Linked DNA regions of Homo sapiens: region 1 is linked to region 2. A link is an interaction called in ENCODE POLR2A ChIA-PET data of the cell type or tissue named here. Cell type or tissue: Panc1. All regions are shown on one strand. Each heading gives the region's core, and the rest is flanking DNA. Links, peaks and the distances in the headings are about the cores only.

Region 1 (16,623 bases), core at 7,130-11,129, 180 kb before region 2:
AGCACTGAGAAATGGTAACCATTCTTTCTCTTTTTCGCAGTGACATCTGTTGACTTTCTCATAATGTCTATATAATGGACAGTAGAAGATATTATGGTACAATTTAGTAAGTCTTTGCTGCAGAAACTTCCTCACTCTCACTAAATGAGGATGACCCACTAATTTAAAACCAACAAACATATTTGAAACTCCTGATTGTTTGAATTCATGATAAGATACTTCTGTTACCTAGTTAGCCAAACCTGAAGTCATCAGCTCTTTTAAATGAAGTATTCCAGAGGACACCACTTTCGCGTACAAAGCCATTTTAACACAGTGGGATGTGAAGTGGACAGAGTGCTCTAACTTATAACCAACTTTTCAGTAAATGTGGTCAACATACATTCAGCAGGGACCTACTCTTTTCCAGGCACCAGGCTAGATGGTGCAGGGAATCTAGGTTCATGTCTTGTCTTTGTTAATAATTAGCATTGTGAACTTGAGGAAAAGTACCATTTTCTAAGCCACAGTTTCCTTATCTCTAAAGTGAATATAATGATACTTGACCAATCAGCCTTAGAGAGTTGTTGGGGATTTCAAAGAAGGTAATATATTTCACAACTCTTTTGTAAATGATAATAAAGATTATACAAGCATTTACTCTTCATATAAATGGGTTGTGCTTGGCATTCAATTCAAACATAACATACTGGGTTCATTTAGTTTTCAATTCTGTTGAAAGGGAACTCACTTTCTTAAAGATTATTTGAAAATAATCATCTGTCCACTCCCCCACACTGAATTGCATAAGGTTACTCTATAAATTTCTTGATAACCTGTAGGCTAATTCCTTAAAATCTTAATCGTCTTTCTGGGCTCCCATGCATTATGTACAATACCATTGTTGCCAACACAGGAATGCAATACTCATGAATATATAATGTGTAACTATTCACCTCTGACATATTTAAGTATATGCATGTTATGTCTCCTGGCAAAATTACAGAGTACAAATTATTTCAATTAATAATAATGCTTTTCATGAAATTAATTACACATTACATTGAGATTTTGAAATTGCATGGTGAAATATAGTTGCAAACACAGCTATTAAAACTGTATTAGGGGCCGGGCGCGGTGGCTCACGCCTGTAATCCCAGCACTTTGGGAGGCCGAGGCGGGTGGATCATGAGGTCAGGAGATCGAGACCATCCTGGCTAACAAGGTGAAACCCCGTCTCTACTAAAAATACAAAAAATTAGCCGGGCGCGGTGGCGGGCGCCTGTAGTCCCAGCTACTCGGGAGGCTGAGGCAGGAGAATGGCGTGAACCCGGGAAGCGGAGCTTGCAGTGAGCCGAGATTGCGCCACTGCAGTCCGCAGTCCGGCCTGGGCGACAGAGCGAGACTCCGTCTCAAAAAAAAAAAAAAAAAAAAAAAAAAACTGTATTAGGAAATCTCATTCTACCCAAATCTCTCTCCTCAACCCATGTTTCAAACTTTGTAATAAAGAATCAGCTAACTTGTGTTTCTTTAACTGATAGTGCTCTTTATAAGAACAGTGGACTTTTTATGTACATTATTTCAAATCTTCTAGATAGGATACTAGATGATCTTATGATGCATATTTTTACTGGCAAAGGCATTGGGGAAAAAATAAGAAATAAAAAAATACATAAATGTGTGTCTAAATAACTGTGTTATACACTTAGTTCCACAAAATCACAGGACTGGGAGGGAGTTAATGTAGTCTGAACTTCCTGTAGGTGATTGATTCCTTCCTTACAAGTACCTAGCAAAGGGCTGACCAATCCAGCATTTTATCTTCCAGTATGGAAGAGGTCATGACTACTCAAGGAAGCACATTCCATTGTGGATAAATTTTTATATTGAATAGTTTTCTTTTAATTTTTAAAAATTAATTATTTAGCTGACACATGGTAGACTCAAGGATAAAGAGAACAAGAAATAAATAGTCCATATCTTCTAGCAGTTTAGAATCTAGATTAAAATATGAAAAAAAGAATGTTGAACTTCTCTATCAAATACATTAACTCTCTGTAGTCACAAGTGTGAAAATGACTATACCAAGGTAAAATTATTTGCTGATTTATAATTTATACTATGTCTTATTCCAAGGTATATTGGAAATTACTTAGAACACAGTTCTTATTTCCTAATTAGAGGTTACATACAAGTTAATGTGAACAACTTACAGTTTTCCTGAAATGGTAATACAAAATAAACTTGCTGACCACATTTTTGTATAAGAAATATTAAATAGCATTTAAGTGATATCATCATATATGATTTGAAAAAGAAAACCTCCCTTGATTGTTCCATTAGTCTGTAGTAATTAGATTAATTTTAGATATCAGAGCAACTACGTATAGTATTCAGAATAGTTTATCACGTTCACCTCCCAGCATATAGATACATTACTTTCTATGATACGTACCTTCTCTCTATGACATTTGAACAACTTAATACACTGGAATTTGTTTGAGAGAACAACTTTTTAAGTTAAATTATTGGAACCCAACTTAAGTCCCCTTAAGATTATCCTCTTATAACAGAGACTTACACATGAAATATGCTTCAAGTTCACCTGCCTATGGCTAAGTTCTGAATTGAAACAAGGTAACTTAAAACAATTTTTAATTTAGTAATTATTTAAAATAACCAAAAAGAGAATAAAAGGATATAATATTTTAGTAGGAATGATAAGAATTTATAATACCCTGAGTGAATGTGAAATAATAGATATTCCATTCTGCTGATTGTAGGTCATTAAAACTAGTCTTAACATGTGCTCTTGTTTTAGATTTTCATTTGTTTAACCTAATTCATTGTGACTCTTCTTAAAAGTAGCATTATTGAGATACAATTCACATTCCATACAATTCCTCTATTTAAAGTGTACAGTTGAATTCAGTAGATTTTATTGCATACACAGTTATGTAGCTATTAATCACATTCTATTTTTTCTGCATTTTCATCACACCAAAATGAAACCCCGTACCCATTAGCAGTCATGCCCCCGCTCCCCTCTGAGCTGAAGAACAAATAATCTGTTTTCTATATTTATAGATTTGCTCATTCTGGACAGTTTTTTGTAAATAAAATTATATAATGTGTGATTTTTTTATAAGTGGCATTTTTCACCTATAATAATGTTTTCAAGATGCATCCATATTGTAGCATGTATCTCTATTCCACATCTTGTTGTTGATGGACATTTAATTTTTTTCCACTTTTGGGCTGTTAATAATCCATAGATGTTCATGTTTACATTTTTGTGTGGACATTATGTTTACATTTATCTTGGGTATATACCTAGGGTTGGAATGCTGAGTCATATAACTATGTGGTTAACATGTGGAGAAATGGCCAAATCTATTTTCACAGGATTGCAACATTTTATATTCTCACCAGCAGTAGTTTGAGGGCTCCAATTTCTCCTCATCCTCCCCAATGTGTTATAATTGCCTTTTATACATTAGTTTTTATTTTAAAAACATGACAGATAAAATTATATGTACTTATGCACACGATGATGAAACACATTTTGAATAGGTAAATCTGGGTAATTAACATATGTATTAGTTCACAGTTACCATTTTGTAGTGAAAACATTTAAAATTTACTCAGCATTTTTAAAGAATATATTATTAACTATAGTCACTATGTCGTACAATAGATTTGTTTAACTTATTTATTTTGTTGACCTAAAATTTTGTGTCCTTTGACCAACATCTCACCCACATATCCCCCACCTCTAATGCTCCAGCCCCTGATGACCACCATTCTAGTCTCCACTTCTATGAGATCAACCCTTTTGATTCATCATGTGCTATTTGTCTTTCTCTTCATGGCTTATTTGTCTATCTTTTATTTCCATGATCTTAGTGGGTATAAAATATTATTGTAGTTTGACCCTGCATTTACCTAATGACTTATGATGCTCAGCATCTTTATATTTTTATTACTGACTTGCAAGAGATACTTACATATTCTTGACACAAACCCTATGTCAGATATGTGACATAATCTTTTTCTTAATCTGTGGGTTGGCTTATAGCTTTATTAATAGAATCATTTCAGAATAAAACTTTTTAATTTTTGTGAAGTCCTAATTTTAATTTTTTTTCTTTTGTCGCTTGTGTTTTTGTTGTCAAGTCAATGAAGCCTTTGCCTAATCCAAGATTGTAAAGATTTCCTCCTGTGTGTTCTGTGTTAGGCTGTTCTTGTGTCACTATAAAGAAATATCTGATGCTGAAAAATTTATAAAGAAAAGAGATTTAATTGATGCATGGTTCTGCAGACTGTACAAGCATGTTTCTGGCATCTGCTCAGCTTCTGGGGAGGCCCCAGCAACTTTTACTCACAATGAAAGTGAAGTGGGAGCAGACACATCATATGGCCACAGAAGGAGCAAGAGAGAGAGGAGTGGGGGTTACCACACAGCTTTAAACAACCAGATCTCATGTGAACTCACTCATCAACAAGGGGATGGAGCTAAGCCATTTATGAGGGAATGAACTTCCATGATCCAAACACCTCCCACCAGGCCCCTCCTCCAATATCGGCGATTATAATTCAATATGAGGTTTGGCAGGGACATATAGTCAAACTAGATCATGTCCTTTTAAGAGTTTTATAATTTATCTTATATTTAAGCCACTGATTGTTTGAGTTAATTTTTGTGTGTGATGTAAGAAAGGGATCCAGTTTCATTTGTTGTTGTTGCATGTAGATATTTAGTTTTTCCAGGGAAATTTATTGTAAAGACAATTATTTTCCCACTAAATTGTCTCAAAACCCTTGAAAATCAATTGTCTATTTATAGATATAAAAGTTTATGTAGGAGTCCATATTTAGTTAATCTACATGTCTCTTCTTTTTCTAGTACCACATTGTTTTGATTAATATAGCTTTATAGTAAGTTGTAGAAAGTAGAATTCTGAGTCTTCCAATTTTCTCATTTTTGAGATTATTTGGACTTCAATGTTTGCTAGAACTTCTATACGAATTTTAGAATATAATTGTTAATTTTAGCCAAAACAAAAGCAGCTGGTATTTGGCAGGGATTGTGTTGAATCTGTAAATAAATTTGGACAATATTGCTATCTAATCCATGAAAATGGAATGCAGCTACATCTATTAAGGTCTTCTGTGATTTCTTTGAATAATATTTTCAAGTTTTGAATGTAAAAGTTTAACATTTTTTGTTAAATTTATTACTCCAATTCTTTTTGATATCATTGTCAACAAGATAATTTTCTCAATTTGTCATATTCTTTTTGTGAGTTCATAGAAATACAATTATTTTTGTAAAATTATATTATAAGCTTACCAAACTCATTTATTAGTTATCACAGATTTCCCCCCTTCTCACCCTAGCAGTGGATTCTTCACCCCTACATATGAGATCTTGTCATTTGCAAATACGTATAGTTTTACCTCATCTTTTCCAGTCTGCATGACTTTTATTTCTGTTCCTTGCCTAATTGCCCAGGCTAGAACTTTCAGTACACTATCTAATAAAAATAGCGAAACAGGCATTCTTGTATTGTTCAAGATTTGAGACTAAAAGGGTTTAGTCTTTCACAATTAATATGGTATTAGATGGTGTTTGTCAATATTATTAATGCCTTTTTAAAATATACTTTTTGCCTTATTTATTTTCTCTACAGTTTTAGTATTCTCTATCTCACCATTTTCCATTGTAATGTCTATTCTTTTTTCTTTTAACTGATTTTACAATGTTAAACTTTCCAAAATGTCCTTTCATTATTGATTTTTAATTTAATTCCATTGTGGTGAGCAAACTTTGTATTACTTCAATCGTTTTAAAATTTTGAGGCTTGTTTTATAGACTAGTGTTTGGTCTAAACTGGAGATGTTACATCATGTGCATACACTTGAGAAGACTGTGTCTTCCATGGTTGGGTGGAAATTCTGTAGATGTCTGTTAGGTCCTCATTGGTTTATCATAGATTTTAAGATTTCTATTTCATTTATCTTCTGCATAGGTGTTCTGTCTATTATTGGAAGGGGGCATATTAAGGTCTCCAAATCTTATTGTTGATGTGTCTATTTCTTCCTTCAATTTTGTCCCCCTATTACTTCTTATATTTGGGGGTTCTGTTAGGTGCACATATATCTATACTTTTTAATGTTTTTTGATGAATGGACTCTTTTTCATAATAAAATGTCCTACTTTATTTCGAAGAAAACTTTGTTTCAAAGTCTATTTTGTCAGGCATCGATATAGCCACTCCAGCTATTTTATGGTTATTGTTTACATGATATATCTTTATTCCTTACTTTAACCTCTTTGTATCTTTAAGCCTGAAATGTGTCTTCTGTAGATATCATATGTTGGGTGCTACTTATATTATTTTAAAATATGATTTTACAATCTCTTCCTTTTCTTTGTTTTGCCTCTATTGTTTAGTTCATTCACTTTTGATGTTATTGATATGGTTGTATTTACATCTGCCATTTTGCAAGGTTTTTTTCTATCTATTTTGTATCTTTTTCTGTAGATATTTTCTGTTTTTTTTTTTGCAGAAAATGACTATTTTCTTAGCTGACATTTTACTTTTTAATGATTTCTGAATATTTTTGAGTGTTTTCTTAGTGGTTGCTCTACAGTTTACAGTATAAATTATTACTTATAAGAATCTTCAAATTTATGTTAATTTCTGTGAGGTATAAAAAATTTATTTCTGTATAGTTATCTTCCCTCTCCCCTTTTCTGATGCTGTAATTGTTATATAGTCTATATATTTCACAAACCCAGTATGATTGGCATCTTTCGCCTGGCATAGATCTTCCACTTTATATATAATTGCAGGCTCATTGGGGGAAGTGAAACTCAGACTTCTTGGCTGCATTTGCCTAAAACAGGGTTTTTGGTAAGAGGAAGCTGGTGGAAGGAAGCAGGAGAGTAAGAAATGCTGGCAGTCTGTTTCTTCCAGGAAACAACAACAACAACAAAAACAAGAACAAAAACTTGAGCATTATGCTGGGAACTTAGGGAGGTAGAACCTGGTCTTATTGGTACACCAGGCAAGAGCAGAGCTTCTGCCACACTGGGCTAGGTGTGTGGAGTAAGTGGCTAGTAGCTGATATGCCACAGACTTGCTGTTTTTAGCTAGATTTTGTAGATATTCTTCAAAAAATGTTTCTCCACTTTATATATGCTCTTAGGAAAATTTCTAGAGATTTTATGTTTTTCTAACATAAATTGTTGTAATCATATCATGCTTTTCTTTCACTTATTCATACTATAAAATTGCCTCTCCTCCTTTCTTCCCACAATTCAGAAAGGTTATTTTCAGCTAGTAGTTAAGATTAAATTGATCTGATTTAGAGAGAGGGTCTACTGGACTCCTCAATCACCGTTCCAGAAGTCTTACCTCAGATAATTATTTCTTATATCTAATTGATAAGATTTGTTTGCAATTATTGTCTTTAAAGCTTTCCTCTTTTCATGGGCAGATCTCCTGTGCCATTTCTTCCTAATGTATGCTCCATAAAGTATGCTCAGTGGTCCGTTTTTCCTGGAGAGATACTCCTGTTGTATGAGTTAATGGTGGATGAAGATATAATTCCTTACATTTGCCTTATTGAATATCTCTTCTTAAACACAGTAAATCCCTCTGTCTTCCTTTGTCATGACTTCATTTCTCCATACTATATAATGTACTTTTCTTTAACTGTTTCTTGTATAACATGGTCTTTACTTTCCTCACGATAGAAAAAGTCTACTAAAAACAACGTCCTATTTGTTGGTGTCTGTCTTCAGGTGTGGTGCCAAAAGCTCTCATCACAACCAAAGCTTAAGATGAAAAGCAAGGCAGAAAGTTTTCTTAATACCTCATTTTTTTTTTTGTTATAAAGCATATTTGCAATATTTTTCTGTGAACTTCTTTTTACAAACTTGACACATAATACCACATAGTTAGCTAAAACACAATGTTCCTTTTTGTTTGCAATATTCTTAACTATGTCTTCCTCTAATTTTATAAGTATTGTTAGAAAATATCCTGATTATCTACTGCAGCAAAATTCATGGTGGTGGTAGTGAATTCTTTGGGTCATACCATTTGCCTTCCTTGTTAGGGCAAACTAAGAGTAAAAATAAGTGCTTCTTTGTCGAAGCAGTGGTGCCCTTTTTTCCCTAGCTTAGTTGCCTCTTTCTTTAACACTTGGAGAAACATTTAAAAGGCCATACAAGTTTTTTCTTTTATTACATGTGTTGCTGTTCTTCTTATCTACACAGGGTTCTCATCTGTTCCACTAACAGAATGCTGTCCTCTACAGGATATTAACCAGGTCTCATGCATCTCTCACTGTTTCATGCCATAAAATTGCCTCTCCTCATTTTCTGCTACATCTCAGATACAAACGTAATAGTTAAGACTAAAATGATCCAATTCAATGAATTCATACTCGCATGTGAATAATTCATACTAGCATGTGAATGAATAACAAATTCATCTTCTTCCAAATGGTGTGTGTTTGTTTATTTCTAAGTAGATAGCAAATGAATAGTAAGAATTCAGAGACTATTAGGGCAATTTATCTTATCATTGTGTCTTCAAGGTGTCTTTAAACTGTATCACATAGATGACAGGTTACTTCACTTGTATATAATTATGGTACTAACAATAATGACACTGATGATGATAATTACTATTTTTCTAACACTTTATATTTTGCAAAGCACATTTATCATTATTATTTCATTTGATCTTTAAAAATATCTTGTGAGATAGGTATCATTATCATCACTTCCATTTTACAAGTATATTTATCTGAAAATGACTATGTGTCAAATTAAAATGGTAGCATTGTCCCTGTTTTATTATAGCCACAAGGTAGGGAACACTGAATGAACTGAATGAAATCTGTGCTTAGCCCAGATTTTCTATATTTAATAGTTATTTTTATTATGGAAGATTTTGAAAATCTGATTTTAAAATGTTGTTGCAGTGAGAACATATAGACACAGGGAGGGGAACAACACATACTGGGGCCTGTGGACGACGGGAAGCAGCACAACAGAAAAAATAGCTAATGCATGCTGGGCTTAATACTTAGGTGATGGGTCGATAGGTGCAGCAAACCACCATGACACATGTTTACCTATGTAACAAACCTGCACACCCTGCACATGTACCCTTCCCATAAAATAAAATGAAATAAATTAATATTGTTGCTATGCTATATGAGAAAGTGAGCGAATTAATAACTTATTAGTAGCCAAATGATGCAGTACTGCTAGTGACGTTCTTTTGTTTGTTTTTTATTTTCTAATTTTGGGAGAAATTACTAAGTGCCCAGTTGACCAATGACAGGAAATTGAATTAGCTGGTTGATAAAGTTTCAGGCTCACACTCTCCCTCTTCTGATAGTTTCTGGAAAAACCACTGAATTTTTAATGGCCTGATTCCTAATTGCTTCTTCAGCTCTGCAAATGCAGTGTGAGGGTGAGAGGTAGAAAAAGAAAATGATGTGAGATGTAAAAAAAAAAAAAAAAATGTTTGGCTAGTGTTATAAAACAGTACACATTGCTTAAAAGTAGACAGTAATAAAGGTGGCAATAAAGTATTTTCTGTCTCCTGAAAGTTTTCCATTTAAAATGTTTTGCTGGGCAGTTTTTATTCAGTCATCACTATTTTAGGCTGGAGATACAGATATTTATATATGATTTGGCCATTCTCAATTCACAGTTAAGTGGTGGAAAAATGTAACCAGAGAATTTTATTGAGTGTTAACCTGAGGCTTTAGTTAAAATTATTCAATCCATCATTTGTGTTGGTCCAAAAGGTAATATACACATAGAGATACAATAAATGGGCTTTAGAAAAAAAGTGAATCTATATATATTTTATACTATCAAAACTCTACAATGAAGGCAATAAGCTATTGGTTAGCTTTTTGCACTTGAAATAAGTATAATACCAATTTTTTTTCCTTTTTTACTTGCAAATGCTTTGATTAATATGATTGATAGCCCATTTCTGCAAACAGGATTGAGATTTTAGGGAGGTGTGAATGTACACATAAAGTGATCCTTGTCTAAGAGAGCTTGGAAATAAAAGTGAAAATGATGCTCTCTAAGATTAAGACAATTAATTCAGTTTATTATGAATAAGAATAAACATATACATTTTCTTATTGAAGGTAGACAATGCCTCTGATACCCATAACACTTTATCTAAAGCTGATTAAAGTTATAAGCCCATCTGAAGTAAAACAAACAAATAAAAAAACTTAATTAGAAGAGAGATTGCTCAATAATGACAACGTAGATAAAGGAAAGCCTGAGAACTAGATGTTGCCAGTGTCTACTAAAACATTGTTCCATGTAAAAATTGACCAAATAGGATATAGTATATTTTAGAAAGATTAATATTCATATCCTATGTTCAGTCTGGAAAATGAGTATCAATTAAATTTTAATACATTCTATGACTTCATGAAGTGTTCTACTTTTATAATTATAGCTGCTTAAATTAACTATAACTTTTTATAACTTCATTTTTCAATTTCTATGCAACAATCTTGTTTGCTTTATTTTTAAAAATAATGTCCAACATTTCTTGATCCTCTGCTGTACCTCTCACATACCTACTCAGCTTACTCTCCCCTCCATAACCAAGTTGCACTACCTAAGGAGATTTAATGATATAAGACTATAAGACAATGAGTTTTGCCAAGCCCTAAACCAATGAAAAGGATAACAATAAGCTACAGTTGTCCCTGAATTTACAAAATGCTGAACAGTCTGCTAAGCATTTTATGTAAATTACTTCATTTAATTTTCATCACATTATGATAAAGGCATTATTATTTTCATTCTGCGGTGAGGTTAGCTAATTTGCCCAAGAGCGAGTTATCCAGTTGCAAAATTGAATTTAAATTTAGATCTGTCAGACTCCAATGTCCAGGATTTTAACCCAATAATATATGGACTTGGAGTCTGCTTATAATTTAAAATTTATTAAACTATTCACAAGATGATGAGAAAAATGTGAACTGAATTACATGTTTATTAGAGATATTATTGTACCTAGCTCAAACTATAGTAATGGAGCCAGAAAAGAATACAGTGCTTGTTATCCTACAGGCAAGATTTTGGGGGCATAGGTTCACCTTTTTATGTTAGCTGTTAAAATGCAAATGAAGATGTTTCTTATGATGAGAGAGATTACAAATTGTGTTATTTGAGTGCATTTAGTAGACCTATGTCTAAGCATGTCCTTGAGTAAAATTTTACTATAAGCAAAAATTGCTTTATACCTTCCCCCTTGATTTAGTTATTTTGATGTAGGAATTGGAGACAAAATAATACTATATCTAGTTTATTCTGTCATTGTTAGAGTCTCTTTTATGCATATGTTGATGATATATACGTATACATAATTACCATTTAATTGTGATTTTTAAATATTCCATATTCTTGCTGCTTGTTTGTCTATTAGCAATTAATGAAGGTTTTATAATATTTCCATCATAACTGTGAATTTGTCTGTTTCTCATTTTAATTTTTTTATACATATTGAATCTGTGTGATTGTGCATACCTACCTAGAATTATGACACATTTCTATTGGATTGTCACCCTTATTGTAATGAAATATCACTATTTTTGTCTTAGAAATTAGTTTTGCATTATTCTACTTTGATATTAGTATATATACATATATATATTAGTACATCTTATAAGCAGAAGATAAATTTTTGGTAGCTTGTTTTTATTTGTTCTATTTGTAAATCTAGTCTGAAAATATTAGTTTTTAACTTGAAATATTTAGTCCATTTATATTTAATGTAAATATCAATCTAGTTGGATTTTTATTTATTGATTTCATTTGACCTAGGTGTTTCATAATTCTTTTTCTTTATTATTTACTTCCCTTAGATTAATAAAATATTTTTACTTCACATTTTTTCCCCAGTGCATATGTAACCAATTTGTACAGGTACAGTTTTCAATGCTTACATTGAGATTAAATATGTATCCTTGACTCATTCAAGTACAATATAAATTATTATTTTAAAGTTTCCCTAGTAATACAGGAAACTTAGAATACTTTAACTGCATTTACCTATATCCCTTATGTGTTAATGTTGTCACATATTTTTATTTTTTATATATTTTCATCCCATAAGGCATTACAATTATAGTTTTGTGTAGTCAAAATTTATTGGAATGTTCATTTATATTTTCCCATGTATTTCCCTTTTCTTTGCTTCTCACATCTTCCTTTAACTCAGTGTTTTTCCCTGTGATCATATTCTTAGCACATGAAAAATTTTCTGTAATGTGTTTTTTAGTACATGACTTATTGGTCACCAATCCCCTCATTGTTTTGTTGGGTCAGAAAACATCTTAATTCTACATTTGTCTCTGCAGAGTATTTTCACTGGGCACAGCGTTCTAGACTGGAAGCTATTTTCTTCTGGGACTTTACAGCTATCATTACATATTTTACAGTTTTTATAATTCCTGTTGAAGAATCCACTGAACAGGCTTTTTGCTTTGTTGGAGATAAAATACCTATTTTTTCTCTATAATTTTTAAACCTTTTTATTGAAATATAACACATATAAAGAAAAGTGCATAATTTGTGTTGCATTTAAAAATTTCTCTTTGGTTCATAGCAATTTACCATAATGAACATAAGTGTAGTTTTATTTTCATTTATTTTGCGTGGGATTTGTAGAGCTTTTTGAATCAATAGGTTGATTTTTTCATCAGTTTTAAAAGTACTCCTTGGCCTCATTGTCTCTCCTTTTTACTTTTGGAATTAAAAAGTAAACTTATGTTTGACCTTTATGTATTATTTATGTATCTCTGATGCTATTTATTGTATTTTACATTTGTTTTACTCTTAAATTTCAGTTTGGAAATTTTCTTTGACTTGTCTTCTAGTTCATAAATTATTGCATTTTTTAAAAATATGTCCTCTTAATCCCATATAATATGTTCTCAATTTCAGATATTTCTCATTTGTAGACTTCACATTTTATTATATTACATAGATTTTAATTATTTGGTGAAACTCTATATAGTCTCATCAATTTTTTCATCTTTTTTTTGTATTCTCCCATTTACTTTACTATAAACATTTCAGTTAGTCTTTGTTATCTAATATCAATATCTAGATCATCTCTGATTCTTCAACTATTTTCTGTTTTTTTTTATTATTTTAAATCACATGACATTTTTTGGTATATTTAAGTTTTGATTGCAGGGCAGACATCGTTAAAAAAATTACATAGGCTTCTAATGATGTTTTTATTATCCTGAGAGGGTGTGTCTTACCTTAAAAAGGCCAATAGAATGATAGGTGCTCATCTTAATCTAGTCAGATACTGTACTGGGCTGGGGCTTGGCTTCAGGTTTCTTAAGACACCAGTATATCTCTGGCTGTCTTCCAGCTTTATAGCTAAGAATGTGCTGTGCTCTCCATGGCTATTCCTCCTCCCCTTGCCAGTGGACTCCACATTCTAACCTTTGGTGTTCAATACTGTCAAAACTTTTGCCCTGCTTAATAAAGATTTTCCACTAGTTTTAAAGTCTTCCACATACGTTATCACAAAATATTACAAATGACCTAGAGGCAAATCAGGTTGTAGGTAGGAGAATTCCTAAGTTTCTATCAAAATAATTATTGTGCATCTGAAGCCTTCTGAAAGCATAAACTAGAGATTGCCAACCTCTTTCTGTAAAAGACCAAATGGTAAATATGTTGGGCTTTGTGGGCTTACAGTCACGGTTATAACTACTGAACTGTATAGTTGTAGCCTGAACACAGCCATAGACAATGTTTAAACGTGTTATTAGCTGGTTATATTCTAACAAAACTTTATTGAAAGATACTGAAATCTGAATTTCATAGAATTTTCATGAAGTATTCTTCCTTCATGTTTTTTTCAACCACCCAACAATGTAAAGAAACATTTTTAATTTGTAGGCCATAGAAAATATGCAGTCAGCCTCATTTAGTTCACAGATCATAGTTTGCCACTTCTGATGTGTGACATGGATTCAGAATCTCTTACTTGATTCCAGAATTAGCACATGATCTCCAACTACCAGTGGCTATAGCTTACCTCTCCTAGTTTCTTTCCCTCATTTGCATATTATCTTGCTCGTGTTGTAGTAGAGGCTTTTTTGGTAACCTTAAGCAGATAATTTCCATTTTACATAATTTTTCTGGTTGTTCTTAGAGGAACACTAGTCTGTCACTATCTATTGAATCTCACATGAAAGTGGATGTACTAAAACTTTGTTTTTTTTTTGTTCTAGATAAAGATATATAATCTTCACACGAGCCAATATAATGTTATTTTGGTTGAATTAATAATGTTTAAATTGCTATATGTCTAACATTGTGCTTTGTAGTCCATGCATATAGATACACTGGATATTGTCGCTACACTCAAATTTCTTATAAATAATATCTAACATTTAAATATATAGATTAATAAATTCAGTATAACATAATCGTTTGTGAGGTGCACACATTTATGTGGAAGTAAAGGAACACAAATCTAAGCACATAGTACCGTCAGAAGTTTTAAGAAATAAACATGCAATGCAACAATAAGACCTCTAAATTTAACATTCTAGGCACAGATAAAGTGTAAAAAAAAGAAGGGAGGTAAAAACAGCAGCTGGGTGCAGTGTCTTCTATCAGTAATCCTGGCACTTTGGGAGGCTGACACAGGAGGATCACTTAAACCCAAGAGCTCGAGACCAGCCTGAGAAACATGGTCAAACTTCATCTCTACAAAAAAGTAAAAAATCAGCTGGGCATGGTGGTGCATGCCTGTAGTCCCAGCTACTTAGGAGGCTAAGGTAAGATGATTTCTGGAGCCCAGAAGGTCAAGGCTGCAGTGAGCCGTGTTCGTGCCACTGCATTAGAGCCTAGGCGACAGAGCAGGACCCTGTCTGACAACAAACAAACCAACAAAAACAGCATGCTGTTTGCAGAAACTTGAGGACTTTTTTTTATCATTGAAGATGATAAGTTGAGTGAGACATGGCCAGAGACATAGAAAGAGAAGCAGACAGGTCATAGAATTCTTTTATGGCAGGCCTAACAACTTGGACTTTTTTTATCCAAAGAGAATTTGACATATTTTCAAATGAAATATTTTGTGCATAGAGACAGTTTTAAAGAAATTATTATAAATGTCCAGAGGCTCAGAGAATTTGATCCACATGCCTAAGATCATAAGGCCATTCAGTGGTGGTCCAACTGAAATGACTTGTTTTGGAAAAAGTAGAGTAATAAGCTTTCCCAATATGGAGAAGAAAGAACTGAGAATAATTTCGAGTAACTTAGTATAGTCAAAAACGTTTTTAAAATGCTAGAATCAGAGGACTTGAGTTTGAGTAGTTATTTTACTGTCTAATAAGATATGTATGGAAAATTATATGGATGAGTAGGAGATATTAACCTACCTGTAATAATGATGGTATTGCTTTTTTATTTTTAGGGTCTAATAAAAGATGAAATTTTCAAATAGAGGATATGCCATGGCTTTGGATTTAGATAAATATTGGTCTGAATTCTAGTTTTACTATGTTCAGATATATGAGTCAAAAATTCATTCAAACTTTCTAATCCTCTCATTCATTCATTAATTCATTTAATTGCTGTTGCCAATATGTGTTCATGCTTTTATTCAACAAATATTTACTGATTAACTTTCATGTACAACAAATATTGCTAGGAACTTGTATTAATCAATGTTCTCCAGAGAAACAGACTGATAGGATGTGTGTGTGTGTGTCTATCTATCTATCTGTCTATCTATATATCTATATCTATATCTATATATATCTCCATATATGTATGTATAGATAGATGTATGTATAAATATATATGTGTATACATAGATAGATCTCTCTATCTCTGTCTTTCTATGTATATCTACATTACATATAATCTCTCTATATATCTATCTTAGAAATATATATATAGAAAGAAAGATTTATTTTAAATAATTGGCTAACATGATTGTAGGGACTGGCAATGCTGAAATCTTCAGGGCAGGTTGGCAGACTGGAATTTCATAAAATCTGATGTTGCAGCCTGAGTCTGAAGACAGTCTGAAGGCAGATTTGTTTTTTTTTTTTTTTCCGGGCACCTCAGTCCTTTCTCTTAAGGCCTTCAACTGATTGGATGAGGACTATTCTTATTACGGAGAGTATGATCTGCTTTACTCAAAGTCTACTGGTTTCAATGTTAATCTCATGTAAAAATATCTTAAGCAACAACAATACAGCAACATCAAGACTGGTGTTTGACCAAACAACTAGGCACCATGCCTAGTCAAGATGACACATAAGATTAACCATCATAAAGTTAGTTACAAGACAGACTCAGTAGCTGCTATCATGAAACTTACAATCTAGTGGGCATAATTGCACCTGCCTAGACAGTTTTATTTATTTATTTTTTTGTGAGAGTTAATTGAACTATTCTACATAAAATTAGTAGCATCGTAATTGGTACAGAGAAAACCTACAGCAAATGTCAGTTTCCACCCTTTTATCTTACTGCCCAATTTTTGTAGTTAAATTAGGGTGAGGAACAAGGTTAATACTGCT
Region 2 (16,623 bases), core at 7,540-11,539:
TAAGAAATCCTCCTAACTTTTTTAAAAAAGATTGACAAGCTTATTCTCAAATTCATATGAAAATGCAAAGAAACCAAAGTGACTATAATAATCTTGAAAAAGAACAAATTTGGAAGACTTCTTTCCAATTTCAAAACTTACTACAAAACTAGAGTAACCCAAATGCAGTATTGAAATTAGAATATACATGGATAGCAATGTTTCCATTTTTGAAACATTTTATAGAAATAAACCAATAGATTTATAGTCAATTGATTTTTTATGTGTGCCAAGAAATTCAATGGGCAACCAATATTACAACAAATCTACATTCATAGGAGACAGCTATTTTACCTAGTAGTAGGAATAAGTAGACTTCAAGAGATGTGTTGTTGGAGTAGCAAGAGGTTATAAATTGATGCAAAGAGGGAAAGCCAGATCAATAATAGAGCAATGGCAATAGGGTATTAAACAGTCTCTCTCCTTATCATCATGAGCTCAGAAAAGGAGAGGTACAGAGTCATTTATGCTTAAGAAATACAACTTGAGCTTGTGTCTCTGTATTTTCAGAACAGATAAGGAGAGACATAGGTTTGCATAAGTAGATTAGAGCCTGATTTGGAAGGCTATTCATACTGTGTAGGTATTTCATGTCAATATTAGAGAGGGGAACAGAAAAAGACAAAACAAGTCACCTATAATTCCAATTTCAACTGAAAGGCAAGTTATATTTGTATCTGAAAACTATTTATCACTAAATAACCTATAATTTTCTCACCCTATGCTTTTGTACATGCTATTCTCTAAGACTAGAACATATATTATTTTCCTGCTTTGCCATTCTCTTCAACTCTACCTCCCATTATCTTTCACTACGCCAGTTTATATAGGTCTGGGTTAAAATGCTGCCTTCTCTGTGAACCCTTTTCTGACTTCATGCAGTTAATTTCCCCTTTGCTGTGTGCCCACACAGAATGTGTACAGTTTTTCACTTTCACACATATCACCTTGAATTGTAATCTATCTGATTTTTCCTCTAGAAATTCATCTTCTTGAAACAGAGATGACTAGGTCTTAATTACCTCTATATCTTACTGCCTACACTGCCTCTGACATATGAGAGATATTCAACAAGTTTTAGTTGAAAATGTACGAATAAGTATCCCCAGTTAATTGATTCATTGGTTAAGACTATCAGCTACTGCTCAATCTGTGCATAATATGAAGAGAAAAACTTTAATACTGTTACTTCCATGCAACACTAACATAAACAATTGATTATTTTACTTTCATTTAACTTCCTCTACAACTGTTCCAGCCTTCTGTGATCCAGTCATGCCAGCTCTGCATATCATCTGTTTACATGTATCTGATCAAAATATTATTTTTCAGAAATCATTTCCTGGGCATGATTTCTAATATAAGCACTGTGTGGTCTGTGTCTTCTGAAATAAATGGTTGAGGACATTGGCAAGCTTTTGCTGTCAATCTTACAGCTGAAAAAAGATTGGTAAGCTCACCAAAATTTGCACTATAGCTGAGGTAGACTGATTCCATACAATAGGTGGAAGAAAAGTAGCATCAGGTCCAATTGGTTGAGTGTCAAATTTAAGTCCAGGACTTACTTGTTAGGTTTCTGCTTTGATGCTGTCTAACACTGTCAGTAGAGTCTTGAAGCCTGTTACTATTATTTTGTGGCTGTCTAGTTCTCCAGAACAATCAGGCAAGATAAATAAATAAAAGATATCCAAATATGAAAAGTCAAACTATCTCTTTTCGCCGGTGATATGATTCTATACTATATCTAGAAAATCCTAAAAACTCTGCAGAAATGCTTCTAGAACTAATAAACATATTCAGCAAAGTTTCAGGATACAAAACCAATGTACAAAATGAGTTGAATTGCTATATACCAATAATATTCTAGCTAAGAGCCAAATGAAGAACACAGCCCTATTTACAATAGAGAGAAAAAAAAAATGAAGTACTTAGAAATACAGCTAACCAAGGAGGTTAAAGATCGCTACAAGGAGATCTACAAAATTCCACTGAAAGAAATTAAAAAAAGATACAAATGTAAGAAGAAACACCCAAGCTCCTGTGTATCAGGACTGAGGCAGATCCAGAAGAATCTATCCAGTGCTTTGGGGATAAGCCAGTTTGATGGAATTCATCGGCATCATAAAATTCATCTTCACTAGCGGAGTAAGAGAACTCTGGGACTGTATTTGGAGACAAGTTCACATGGCTTGGAGAAGTTAGACTGCTATTCGGTGGTGAATGGCCACTGCCTGTACTATTTGGTGTAAGAGTCTTATGCTGTCCCAAGGTAGCCAACACAGGTCCAACTGGTAGGGAAGATGGATGCTGCTGTTTTGACTTACACAACTGAACAGGTTCTGGAAGTAACAATCTGGGAAGGCGTGCTGATCACAGGTTCCAAAGGACTAGGTTGATAGATTGCATCTACAGGATTAATAGTACTTATTCCATCTGCGTGCTTTTCTGCATTACCCTTTAGCAATGTGCAGCAACACAATGCAGTGTTTAGCTGATTCTACTATGCTATTTGTTGTTTCTTTGAGAGTTTCCATTTTCTTTCTCTGTTCATCTTCTTTGTAGTTTTGAAGCTTGTCATCAAAAGACTTTAATTGTTCAATCAAGATTTGTAGGTAATTACATCAGCAGCAGCTCAGGAAATAGTCTAAAACATCCAGATACTAGAGAATCACTTAATTCTTCCATGTCCAATGGAACAAGTGATGCTGACCTTTTTGATTCATATGACAGTAGAGATGATGATGTGTAGGCGGGGTCCGCAGGGAGCACAAGAGCGTTATCATGCATCTCTTGTCACAGGTTAGGCTTGGGATGGATCTTACTAAGGTAGTTCTTCCAAGGTTTATTCTTGAAAGAACATCTCTTTTAGAAATGTAGGCAGACTTTTTGCACACTGGGACCTGTTTGTGTCCATTAGTGACTAGAAGGATCACAAGGATAGAATGGTTCTGGTTGTGAAATCATACCTCTCAGCCTTTCATGCAAGAAGGAAAGGGTCAGTTGCCAAAAAGCCATACAGTCCCATTTTGGGCAAGATTTTTCAGTGTCACTGGACACTACCAAATGATACTGAAGAGAACACAAAACTAGTTTCAGAAAGACCAGTTCCCTGGGTTTCCAAAAATACTGTAACATTCGTGGCTGACCAGATTTCCCATCATCCACCCATTTCAGCCTTTTATGTTGAGTATTTTAACAAGAAGATACAATTCACTGCTCATGTCTGGGCCAAATCAAAATTCCTTGGGATGTCAATTGGTGTTCACAACATAGGGCAGGGCTGTGTCTCATGTCTAGACTATGATGAACATTACATTCTCACATTCCTCAATGGCTATGGAAGGTCTATCCTCACATGGTCCTGGGTGAAATTAGGTGGAGAATGTTGTATTAATTGTTCCAAACAGGCTAGAGTGCAAATATCATCTTCCATACTAAACCCTTCTATGTGGGCAAGAAGCACAAAATTACTGCTGAGATTTTTTTCTCCAAGTGACAAGAAGTCTTTTTGCTCAACTGAAGGGGAATGGAATGGTTTGATGTATGCAAAATATGCAACATGGGAAAATACATCCTTTGCAGATACCAAGAAGTTGCCTGTAATCAAGAAGAAAGTGATGAAGCTAGAAGATCAGAACAAGTAAGAATCCCGCAGCCTTTGGAAGGATGTCACTTTCAACTTAAAAATCAGCAACTGAAGCAAAGCACAGGCTTGAATAAAAGAGCAGAACCCCAAGAAAGGAAAGAGGGAAAGAGAAAGAAATTCAGTGGGAGACAAGGTTATTTCATAAAGATGGAGAATATTGGGTTTATGATGAACCATTACTGAAATATCTTGGTGCTGCCAAGCATTAAGTTTGAAGATGCAAAGTATATACCTGATGATCAGGGCAGTAGACATAATTCAGCAACAAACAATCTTCCTTTGGGAGAAACCTGTTCACTACCTTCTTATTAGAGTGGTTCCTATCTCAGGGATACTGGACTTTTGGACTCAGATGAACAATTAAAGTGCAAAAAACTTCCCTTTTCCCTCTGTGGCAGTTATGATTTTGACTTCAGTCCTGAGAAAAACTTCAGGTTTTGAAAACGAGATGTCTGCTCCTTTTCCAAACCCCACACGTTGAAAATCATTTATAAATCCAAACCTGAAACTCTTTACTCTAGTACTGCTATTAAGATATACAACCTGTTTCTTAGTACATATAATCTTGAGATACGTACATGCACACACACACACACACACACATATATATACACACCACATACACACACGTGTATATATGTATATATATGTGCATATATATGTGCGTGTATATATATGTGTGTGTATGTGTATATATATATGTGTGTATATATATATAATATATATGTGTGTGTATATATATATATAATATATATATGTGTGTATATATATATAATATATATATGTGTGTATATATATATAATATATATATGTGTGTATATATATAATATATATATATGTGTGTATATATATATATTATATATATACACACACACACACACCTGGTGCCAGATTTTTTCATAAATACTCTGCCTAATGTAAATATGGGTTCCTCTGAGTTGTTTTAGAAAATTACCGTAATGTATTAAAATCAAGTGTTAGGAAATGTCATGGTCTTACCTATAATAACTTTTATTTTAGAATTGGACTATTATTAGACTCTATCTAATCCTGGAAAAAAAGGAACAGCCCATACTCATAGATCAGAAGAATAAAAGTTGTTAAAATGGCCATACAGTCCAAAAGCAATTTATAGATTCAATGCTATTTCTATGAAACTGCCAACATCATTCTTCATTGAATTAGAAAAAAAAAAATTATAAAATTCCTATGGAACAAAAAATAGCCCAAATAGCCAAAGCAATTCTAAACAAAAAGAACAAAGCCAGGGGTAGGCATCACATTACCTGACTTCAAATTATACTGGAAGTCTACAGTAACCAAAACAGCTGGGTACTGGTACAAAAACATTGGCATAGACCAATGGAACAAAATAGAGAACCCAGACATAAAGCCACATACCTTCAACCATCTTATCTTTGACAAAGTTGACAAAATTAACCAATGGGTAAGAATTCCATATTCAATCAATTGTGCTGGGATAACTGGCTAATGCAGAAAGATAAAACTAGACCCTTACCTTTCATGGTTTACAGAAATTAACTTGAGATGGATTAAAGATTTAAATGTAAGATTTCAAACTATAAAATTCTGGAAGAAAACCAAGAAAATACCCTTCTTGACATCAGCCTTGGCTAATGTCAAGAATTCCTAAGAAGTTATGGCTAAGTCCCCAAAAACAATTGCCACAAAAACAAAATTGACAAGTGGGACCTAAGTAAACTAAAGAGCTTCTGCAAAACAAAACAAAACAAAAATCAATAGAGTAAACAGACAACCTACAGGGTGGGAGATAATATTTGCAAACAGTACATCTGACAAAGGTCTAATATTCAGAATCTATAAGGAACTTAAACAATTCTGCAAGTATAAAACAAATTACCTCTTTAAAAAATGGTCAAAGGTCATAAATAGATACTTCTCAAAAGAAGACATACAAGCATCCAACAAATATATGAAAAAAATGCTCATAAACACTAATCATCAGAGAAATGCAAATAAAAACCACAATGGGATGTCATCTCACACCAGTCAGAATGGCTATTATTAAAAAGTCAAAAAACAACAGATGCTGGCGAGGCTGCAGAGAAAAGGAAATGCTTATTTACTGTTGATGGGAATGCAAATTAGTTCAGCCACTTTAGAAAGCAACTTGAAGATTTCTCAAAATACTTAAAACGGAACCACCATTCAACCCAGCCATCCCATTAGTAGATATATATGCAAAGGAAAATAAGTTAGTCTACCAAAAAGACAACATGTACTCAGATGCACTATTCAGGATAGCAAAGACATAGAATCAACCTAGGTGTGTGTCAATGGTAGGCTGAATTTAAAATGGTATATATACACCATGGAATACCATGCAGCCATAAAAAAGTGGAATCATGTCCTTTGCAGCAACATGGATGCAGCTGGAGGCCATTATCTCAAGTGAAATAACGCAGTAACAGAAAACCAAATACTGCATGTTCTCACTTATAAGTGGGAGCTAAACACTGAGTACATTTGGATATTCAGATAAGAAAAATAGACACTGGGGGACTACCGGATGTGGGAAGAAAGAAAAGGTGTGTGGGCTGAAAAACTACCTGTTATGTATTATGGTCACTACTTGGGCTATGGGATCATCTGAATCCCAAACCTCAGCATCACACAATATATCCATGCAACAAACCTGCATATGTACCCTCTGAATCGAAAATAAAAGTTGAAATGTTTTTAACAATTAATTTCTTAAAACATGAAATAAGGAGTAGAATCAGCCAGTAGGGTTTATGCGGCACCACCCAGCATCAGCCGACACATTGACACCTGAAAAATGATGACCCTTGATGTGAATATCTATCCCAGGACCTAAGATTCTCTTTCTCTCCTGTTCATTATCACCTGTTGAGCTTTTGCTTTTCAACAGCTATTACTGATCCCAATCATTGTCTTCCTCTATAGGCTTTATTTAAGGGAAAAATATATTTGAGTTACAATAATTTTCATAGAATAGACAACTCACATTATATTGTTGCAACAGATATGGCTAGGAGATGAAAAATGTCCAAACAGTAGAGGGTTTCAAATGCAGTTTGGACACTTTGCCTGCTAGGGGAGGGAAAGTGTTGGGATGTGATGGAAGAATTTTGAGCAGGGGATGGTGATGTGATTAGGTTTATGCATCAGAAAAGCTAATCTGAAATTATATGCAGGCCATATCACACATGATAAAAACTGGAGGCAGGAACACTAGCGAGGAAGCTAGTCCAGACAAATGAGAGGCAATGAGTGCAGAAATTAGGACAATGGAAGGGAGACTGACATTTCTGAGGGCTGACTGGAACATATGCTCTGTATATCTGTCAATAAACTCTTAAATTTGAGATACTCTCCATCCCCAAACAACAAAGTTCAAAAAATTAAAAGCTCCTTCATCTCCATCCCCAAGGTACTCATTATTCCCATCGCTGGCATCATCTCCTTCACTTTTCTCAACTCATCAGTCACTCACTCCTGTTGATTTTATTTCCCAAACACTTCTTAAATCCTTTAACCATTCTGTTTATATTGCCTATGGAGAAGAAGAAGGAAACATTATTTAGTGAGCATAGTTAACCAGATAACATGATCCAGTCCTACCCACAGTGATTAAATTAATTTTAAATGATCTTTGGTGAGCCACTTAATCTTGCTGCATTTTCCCCCTTATCTGTCAAGAATATAATAATCATATAAACCCAATATAAACTATGAAAATCAATATTTTACATTTGGCAACTTTATATTTTTATACTTTCACAGAATCTGGAGACTATTTCAGTAGTTTTCAACTTTAGCTTATGTTGGAATCATTTGAAGGGCTTAAAATACATTTTCAGGTACCATCACCCCAAGAGTTTCTGGAGTGGGCTTTAGAATTTGCATTTCCAACATGTTTTCAGTGTTGACAGTCATGCTGCTCATCTAGAGACCACACTTTAAGAGCATTGACTTATTTGAGTTCCCCTTGAAAACTAAAATGGACTTAAAGTGAGTTTGATTTTATTCTAGTTCCAACACTAACTAAGCAAGAGTATCACCATAGGTATATTCTTTGACTTTATAAGCTATAGTTTTCTAACCTGTAATGAAGTAATTGAGTCTCCAAAGCCTATATTTGTTGCTATGTCCCTATTATGCTTCTGAAGTATGCACATATCTTGCATCTTTATGAAGTATGCAAATAAAATAAAAAGATCATTGTTTCTGAAGGAAAATGTAAGAACCTTTAGTTTGGGTATAAAGATCATTGTAACATTGGTGAAGAAATTATTGTATTTAAGTCTACCTCTCTTAAATTCTCTATTCAGGTGATTCCTGTACCCAGAAATTCTTTCACTTTATCCTGCTTAAGCAATGTTTTAGAGTTTTGGAATATTAATAAATGTTCATAATAAGAAATAATGGAGTGGAGCTGAAATTTAGAAAAATAGTGAAGTGGAGCTGAAATTTAAAATTTTGGTACAAAATTTTAAAAATTTTAAAAATTTTGTGCCAAAATCACAGTAATTCCTTGTGACTTGAGGCGTGTAAGGCTGGCTAATAGTAGTGTAGTAGCAGAGTAAGATGGATCAACAGATGCATTTCCTATCTTATTTCAGTGACTCTTGGCTTGAAAACTTCAAGTTTTCCTTTGACTCTGCTCGAATGTATCCCAAATAGGCTAAGGCATTATGCAATGTAAAGGGAAATACCCAACATAGATCGGTGCATTTGAGAATCACTTAGCTTAAGCTGTTTTTGACTGAGTGCAGTAGCTCTAGAATGAAATTTCACTGGTCAATTTCTCTGCCACTATCCAGTGAAGTGTTATCTGCTTCTATTTTCTCAACTAACTAATGTAATAACACATGAATGATCTTTAGGAAATGGCCGTTGGTGTCAGAAACTTGGAAATTGAAAGGATTATGATTTATAATATAATTAAGAAGTTAATTCTAGATGGCACATTTTCCCTTTCACTTATGTTTAATGTACACATGGGATGTAGTACAAAAAAGTATCTCATGATATGTTCTGAAGGATGCAAGTGACACTAAGCTTTTCCTGTCACTCCAATCGAAGAATGGTCATGTTCCAAATTTAACAAATGATAAATTTGAAATGTTTTAATTGATATAATGGTCCCAATAATACATTTTTGTTAAATATTTGGAGCATGCTCCTGCCTACCTACATTAGAATCTGTCATACAAAGATATTCATTTAAACTCAAATATATTTTATCTCTTATTTTAGAGTCAAATAGGGTTAGGTCTAATATGTGTCATAATATTCCACTCATGGTATATTATTTCTCTAAGTGCTCTGTTGCTTGAACATGTCTAAAACCACTATATTTTAAAGATAAAGAAGGGTAAAAATTGACTATTAAAATTTCACGAACAATTGAATTAATGAACTTAGTTCAGAAAGTATGAAAATCATTATTTCCTTCTGTGTCTGGTATAGTTGTCTCTTGAGTTTTGTATCAGGGAAAAAAAATCAAGCTGTTAATGAAATTGGAACTTCAAGAGCATTGTTTCTAACATACAGTAGGGTGAAAATAAAGGTTGATTTCCTTTCCAATGGCAGTGGTGGTGACTGCGTATACTGGATTCAAGAGATATTTGAAAATAATAGATACAATGAAGTAAGCAACAGATTTAACTTCAGAGTGAGGGAGAGGAATCAGTCTATAAGGACTCCCAGATGTCTAGCTTAAGCCAACAACCACAACAACAACAAAAAAGAAGTTTGGATGGTTAATTTTTTGTGTCAACTTGATTGGGCCATGGAATGCCGAGATACTTAGTCAAACTTTATTCTAAGTGTTTCTGTGAGGGTGTTTTTGATGAGCTTGATATTTGAATGGATTGAGTAAAGTAGGTTGCCCTCCCTAATGAGTGTGGACCTCATCCAGTCAGTTGAACATCTGAATAAAACAAATAGGCTAAATAAGAAGGAATTACTTCTGCTTGACTACTTTGAACTAGGACAGTGATCTTTCCTTGCCTTCTGATTCAAACTGAAAAATTTGGCTCATCTTGGGTCTCAAGCTTGCAGACATTCATACGGGAACTACCTTCTCTTGGATCTCCAGCTTACAGATCTTGGAAATTCTCAGCCTTCACAGTTGCATTAGCCAATGTCTTATAACAAATCTATTTCTCATTCTTTCTCTCTCTCTCTCTCTCTCCATATATATATATATATATATATATATACACACACACACACACACACACACACACACTTGTTTATATAATGAAAGTTTTATATATATATATATATATATATATATACACACACATATAATGAAAGTTGTTTATATACACACATATAGTGATGTGCTTCATAACAACTTTCAGTCAGTGATGAGCTGCACATATGATGGTGGTCCCACAAGATTATAGTACCATATTTTTACTCTACCTTTTCTATGTTTAGATATGTTCAAACGCACAAATACTTACCATTGTGTGACAATGGACTACAGTATTCAGTACAGTGACATACTGTATGTGTTTGTAGCTTAGGAGTAATAGGCTATCCCATATAGTCTGGATGTATAGTAGGCTATACCATCTAGGTTTGTGTAAGTGCACTCTATGATGTCTATACAAAAAAAATTACTTAATTACGCATTTTTCAGAATATATCCTCACTGTTAAACAATATATATACACACACATCTGTACACACACGTGTGTATATATATATATATATAGATATACACACATATACATGTATACAGAGTATATATATGTGTGTGTGTATATATATGTATGTATATGTATATATATATATATACACACCCATACACTTATTGGCTCTCTTGAGAACATACACTTATTGGCTCTCTTGAGAACCCTGACTAATACAGTTAGTTTCAGTATATTCCTATGACAAAAGTAGAAGAAAGTGGCAATCATTCCCTCTCCCATAAATTCTGCCCTTTCCTTACTCTATATTTTTATTTTCAAAGAAAGATATTGTCAATGTGATAGCTTGAAGCTCAAGACATTAATTGGGTCAAACAGGTAATGGATGATGTTATTGTGACTTAAATGTTGACCGAGTGCAGGGCTCTAACATTTTCCAAGAGGTAAGCAGTTCAAGACAAGAGCTTTTCTTTTACTTATACCATCTCCTTTCTTGCAATTGGTTGGATGGACTTAAGACTTGATCTGCAGTTTGTGAGGAGAGTGTGAGATGGTGAGCTGGAGGAACAGGAAGCCCTGCTGAGCTCCAAGTTACATTTTTAATTCCTCAATTATAAATCTCTACATAGGGGGCTATTGACTGCCAGTTTTAACTATTAATAATGCAGTCACTTTTTTCTTACTTGGCCACACTTACTTGCCTTAGGGAGAAAGTTATATTAACTCCCTACTTGAGGAAACTCACATGGAGAAAATGTGAGTGTTAAGTCCGAATCTGTATATTTCTGAACCTTTAGGGTAATACCATAACAACCTCATGTCTACATTTAAACATAGCTGTTAAGTTACTCAGACACCTTTGAAATTGCTCAAAATAAAGATTTGAAGAGAAAGAAATATCAATATAATAATCAAACAGAACTAGAAGGTTAGAACTGGTTTGACTCTCACCCAATACTAGCTATGCATCTTAAGATTCTCTGGGACTCTACCTCCTCATTTGTAAATTTAAAAAAATAGATAATATGCATCATATAAATAACTACAATGAGTCTTTTCAATAGCCTCCTGCCTATTCAATTCCATTTCTATATTCAATTTAACTTGTTTGTTTTTTACTTCATATCTGGATTTAAGTTTGTAAAACATAAGTCTGATTACCTTACTTTCCCACTGAAGAAAAGGTTTACTGTATTCCCCTTACTCTTAGGAACATATAAACATGACAAACTGATATTTTTGAGGCTCTCCCCAACTTTGACTCATCTGATTCATTTAGTTTTATCATCTCGCTCAGACTTTCGTATCTACATAAAAACCAAATTATTTATTATTCTATGAATGCCCTACACTTAATTCTGCATTTTTGAAAAAAAAATCTACTGGGAATTTGAAAAAAAAATCATTCTACTGTGAATGTTCTTCATCATTGCTGAAATCCTCTAAGACCCAGCTGATAGATCATCATCTTTGCCATGCCTTCCCCAGTAAACTCAGCTGGAGGTCACTGCTCTCTCCTGCAGAACTATTTTACTTTTTCCAAGTACATAAAATAATTTATAAGTGTTTTTGACTTCCCATTAGATTTTTAGCTTCAATGAAGGCAGCAGACCTCCACAGGGACAAATACATTGTCTTGTATGTGGGAAGTGCTCAATGAATGCTGAGGTGAGGTAAACAGTGAATCCATATATACATTCTTTTAAATAAAGATCATTTTATTATTAACATTACTTACAACATTTATGTAGAAAATTATATACTGCTCACATATATCTGTTTTCTTTTTATCAATCCTCTGAACAGCATTGCTAATTTATGTTCCTAGTAGACTAATTAGTGTAGAGCAGACCTACTTTGAGTACCCTGAAATAAGTACAGAATGTTTTATATGAGAAGTATGCAAAATATAGCAATGCAAAAATATACACATCTATGAATAATGTGAGTATATATACATATACATATATATTACATTTTTGACTCTCTTTTCTGAGCTATGAATTGCTAAAAACAATAATCATGAAAGGGCACCATCTGCTATACAAAGGATGGAATGCTACAAAATTTTGAACAGAAATCATATGTAGACTTTAAATTAATTCCACTATTTACTAGGTATGTACATTCATGGAATAGGAAACATAGTTTACTAGCTCTGTACAGGCCACATAACAATATTTGGACAACAATGGACCATATATATAACAGTGTATTATGAAATTGTAATTTTTTTTTTACTATACCTTTTCTATGTTTAGATATGCTTAGATACACAGATACTACTGTGTTACAGTTACCTCCAGTATTCAGTACAGTAACATGCTGCACAGGTCTATAGCCTAGGAGCCATAGGCTATACCATATAGCCTTGGTGTGTAGTAGGCTATACTACCTAGGTTTGTGTAAGTTCATTCTGTGATGTTTGCACAATGACAAAATCATCTAATGGTACATTTCTCAGGACATTTCCCTGTCGTTAAGTGGCACATGACTCTACTTAAGAAAGTTACTTAAATTATTCTTAGCTCTAGTTCCATCAACTGTAAAATGAGAATGTTAACATTGATCTCATAAGATAGATATGACAGCTATCTCTCTCTCTCTCTCTCTCTCTCTCTTTCTCTCTCTCACACACACACATACACACCACACCACACATATTTTCAGCCCTGTATCTGGTAAATCATATATGATAAATAATGATTACTTATTATATTAATAAGAACAATGATTAGTATTTTACACTTAGCATAGAATGAGGGTTGGAATTTTTAATGATTTTTTGGAACCCATTCTTCAAACAAATAATTTTGCAGTACTTTAATTACTAACTTATCTATCTTATAAATTCTAGTTATGTATGGATTTTCTTAAACTTTTAAAACCATCTCCTGTAAATAACAGTAAACATATTTACAAAGATCTGAACTTATATCAAAACCAGTCCTGTAAAGTTCTAAGACTGTGTTATTTTTCCTCTAACACAAAATAGTAACAATTACTTTTCTTAAACTATTTCCTGCCTTCTCTAATTTAAATTGGAGACCACAAATAAGTGGACACTTCATATCAGCTTATTTCATTCTTTGTGGCCAGGAAACATCTCAGGTATTTACCTGGTGAGCCATAGCAGCTGTTATTGTACTTAAGATAAAATTCTTATAACACAATAATATTGAAATTAACTTAACATATATGGTATGCTGATATAGTTTAAAAATATCTCTGATGATAGTGTCATGATTTTTCTAAAGAAAGGGTAAATCCCCTTCCCTTTCCCAATAAATATTACCAATACGCACATGAGGATTCCAGTTGAGTCTTACGAGAGCATTTTATTAGACAAAGCCCCTGCATTCAAGGATTTAAAGTTAGAGAAGTTGAAGTTAAAATTGCTATAAATTGAAATTGTTTTAAGCCTCTTATTTGTTATTTTGTTACATATATTATATATATGTTAAATATATATTATATTTGTTACGCAGTAATAGAAAACTAATATAGATAAGTTTTAGGTTTCTTTACTCTGTAGTCACTATGCCTTCCTCAACTTTAATTAGTTTTTCTGTCTGTCCATCTGCATTAAAACAAACAGAAACACACTAATTTAAATATTTGCTCGTAGTGCAATTATTTTTAAATCACTGATCTTTGTCCTTGGCTTTCTACAGATCTGTTCCTTCATAGTCATATAATCAGATCCAGTATCTCATAATTTTTTTTTTATGGAGAGAAAAAAATGTGCTTACAGTGTAAATGTATTTAATGTTGCAAGATTTTGTTCATAGCAGCACAATGAGTCACTATCTTCAGGCAACCGTCTGCCTTAGTAGATAAATTCCAAATGTAATGACCTTCTCTTGGGCCTCATCCTCATCAATATTATGAGGCATTTGGCTCTGCCAACATGCTCACTAGATTTTATGGAATATCAACTCTGCCTGTGCTTCAAGCCTTATATCTTTTCTTCCTCTGATTTTGTGGCCATTTCTTACCCATTAAAATGTTTTTGAAAATCAGTGTTTCTCTATTTGCTTTCTTGCTTTGCTTTTGCTATATGTTTTGATTCACGGGTTTTATCTATTTATTTCAACTATCACCTCTTTGCAGCACCTAACACAGGACCTGGCAGGCAGCAAGACCTTTATACACACGTGCAATTTAGTAACTAACAACACCTAACTTTATAGTTCTAATCCTTGTTCTTCTTAAAACCGTTGGAGCTAATTTCCCAACTACCAATCAGACATATTCACTTTGAACTAGGGTTGCCAGAAAAAATACAGGACTTGTTAAATATAAACATTTGATAAATATTGCACAGGATGTACTTATACTAAAAAATACTCATTGTTTATCTGAAATTCAAATTAAATTGGATATCATGTATTTTTATTTGCTAAATTGGAAATTCTGGTTTGATGCGCACTGAAATCTTAAAGTCAAGATGTGCAAAACAAATTTATGCTATCCTACTCAAAGCAGCACCTGTGATGCCCTTCTTTGTTGGATTTATTTAGCCACTAGGCCTGGTTCCTTAGGGTCAAGAAGTAGTATACGCTGAATAATTTATTAAGCACAGTTTCTAGACCCCTAATTCATATTGTCCAGGGCTACCTCTGAGTTCTATCACTTATTAGCTGCATAGTCTAGAGCAACATACTACATTTGTCAAGCGGTCTGTTTCTTGGTCCATTTTGTGTTGCTATAACAGAATACCCAAGACTGGGTGACTAATAAAGAAAAGAAGCTTACGTGACTTATGATGCTGGGGACTGGAAAGTCCAAGAGCATGGTATTGGCAACTGCTCAACTTCTGATGAAGGCCCATACTGTGTCACAACATGACAGAGAAGCAGAAAGGTGAGCAAATGTATGCAAAGAAACACACACTATAAACTGGGTACACTTTATAGCGATCAACTCTCATGACAACTAATTCATTCCCATGAGAACAAGAACTCAATAGACATGGCATAGATCTATTCTTGAGGGATCCAACCCCATAACCAGACACCTCCTACTAGGCCCCAGCTTCCAACATTTGTGCACTGTAAACCAGGCCTCAACTTGAGTCTTGGAGGTGACAAACCACATCCAAAACACAGGACTCCGTTTCCTTTTAAGTAACACGAAGAAGATAACAGTAAGCCCTATCAAAGGGGTTTCATAAAGATTAAAGTATCAAACAATGTAAAGCACTTAGCAAGGCACTTAGAAAACTCCTTAATAAATGTTTAAAAAGTATTATACATTTTGACTCCCTTACTCTGCTATCCTTATGTGACAAGATACAGAGTCTGAGTTGAAATGTCTCTGAAGGTTGATCTCTAATTTTCATTACTGACACTTCCAGTATAGATGTGAATTACTCTCTTGTGGGCTGCTGCAACATGTGATGTGGTATCCCTGCTCCTGTGTCCTGACATGAATATTTGTCTCGCAAATGTATTATTGGGTTCAAAACGTATGCTCCTTCCCTAACTGCATCAAATTAAGTACAACGTACAACTCCTCACATTCAAAAGCCTCCACAAATTATGCTCTAAATTTACTTTCCAATTTATAGTTTTGTGCAAGTTCTTCTTTTCAGCAAGAATTGATCAGTGAAGTGTCTATTGATCTTTTAATTGGATGCAATTTCAATCTATCCTGTCTTTTATGATGTGAAGCTTTTAGACATAATTTATTTAATATACTGTTTTGTGACTGTGTTCTTGTGTTTGCTACATCTTAATTTCTAAAAATTGTCTTTGCCCTATAAAAATGGTTTATAATTATTAATAAATTATAATAGAGTATAAAGAAAAAATTCTATTTATAGCTCCATTTCTCAAACATAGTATTAGCTAACATATATTAGATCTTTATTGTATACACTCCTCTATATCATTTACATAATGAACAATTTTGGTTCCCTCAAAACATATAAGGCTATTTATTCTCATTTGAAAAAGATCTATGGAGAGGTAAAGTAATAAATCCAAGGTTTGACCACTAGTAAATAGACAACCTAGACACCAAGCTTTAAACCTAATATTGATCCCTGGCAAACATTCTACAATGCATCTTTACAAAGGTAATTAATTGATAAACATTGGCCAGGAACAGTGGCTCCTGCCTGTTTCACAGTACTTGAGGAGGTCAAAGTGGGAGAATTGCTTAAGTAAATGAGTTTGAAACCAGCCTGGACAAAATAGTCAGACCCCATCTCTACAAAAATTAAAAAATTAGCTGGACATGGATATGCACACCTGTGCCCCA

Evidence for each region. ChIA-PET counts read pairs that join two places held together with the same protein. Peaks named below come from ENCODE experiments on the same cell type or tissue, not always from the same donor. Only the 100,000 strongest peaks of a DNase experiment are listed, where the experiment ranks them.
Region 1: POLR2A ChIA-PET joins it to region 2 with 5 read pairs; 2 of 35 experiments call an interaction of 5 or more read pairs at or near these places.

The regions. Positions count from the first base shown.
Region 1 is chr11:91,283,563-91,300,185 of GRCh38, reverse strand. No RefSeq gene overlaps it. Among named protein-coding and RNA genes, the nearest start is that of LINC02748, 130 kb to the right of the region's middle. In Panc1, for the core only: no CTCF peak of the experiment used is centred there; no DNase peak of the experiment used is centred there.
Region 2 is chr11:91,101,993-91,118,615 of GRCh38, reverse strand. It overlaps the pseudogene OSBPL9P2 and the pseudogene OSBPL9P3. Among named protein-coding and RNA genes, the nearest start is that of LINC02748, 48 kb to the left of the region's middle. RefSeq lists a silencer at 14,992-15,193. In Panc1, for the core only: no CTCF peak of the experiment used is centred there; no DNase peak of the experiment used is centred there; H3K27ac peaks cover 1,850 bases.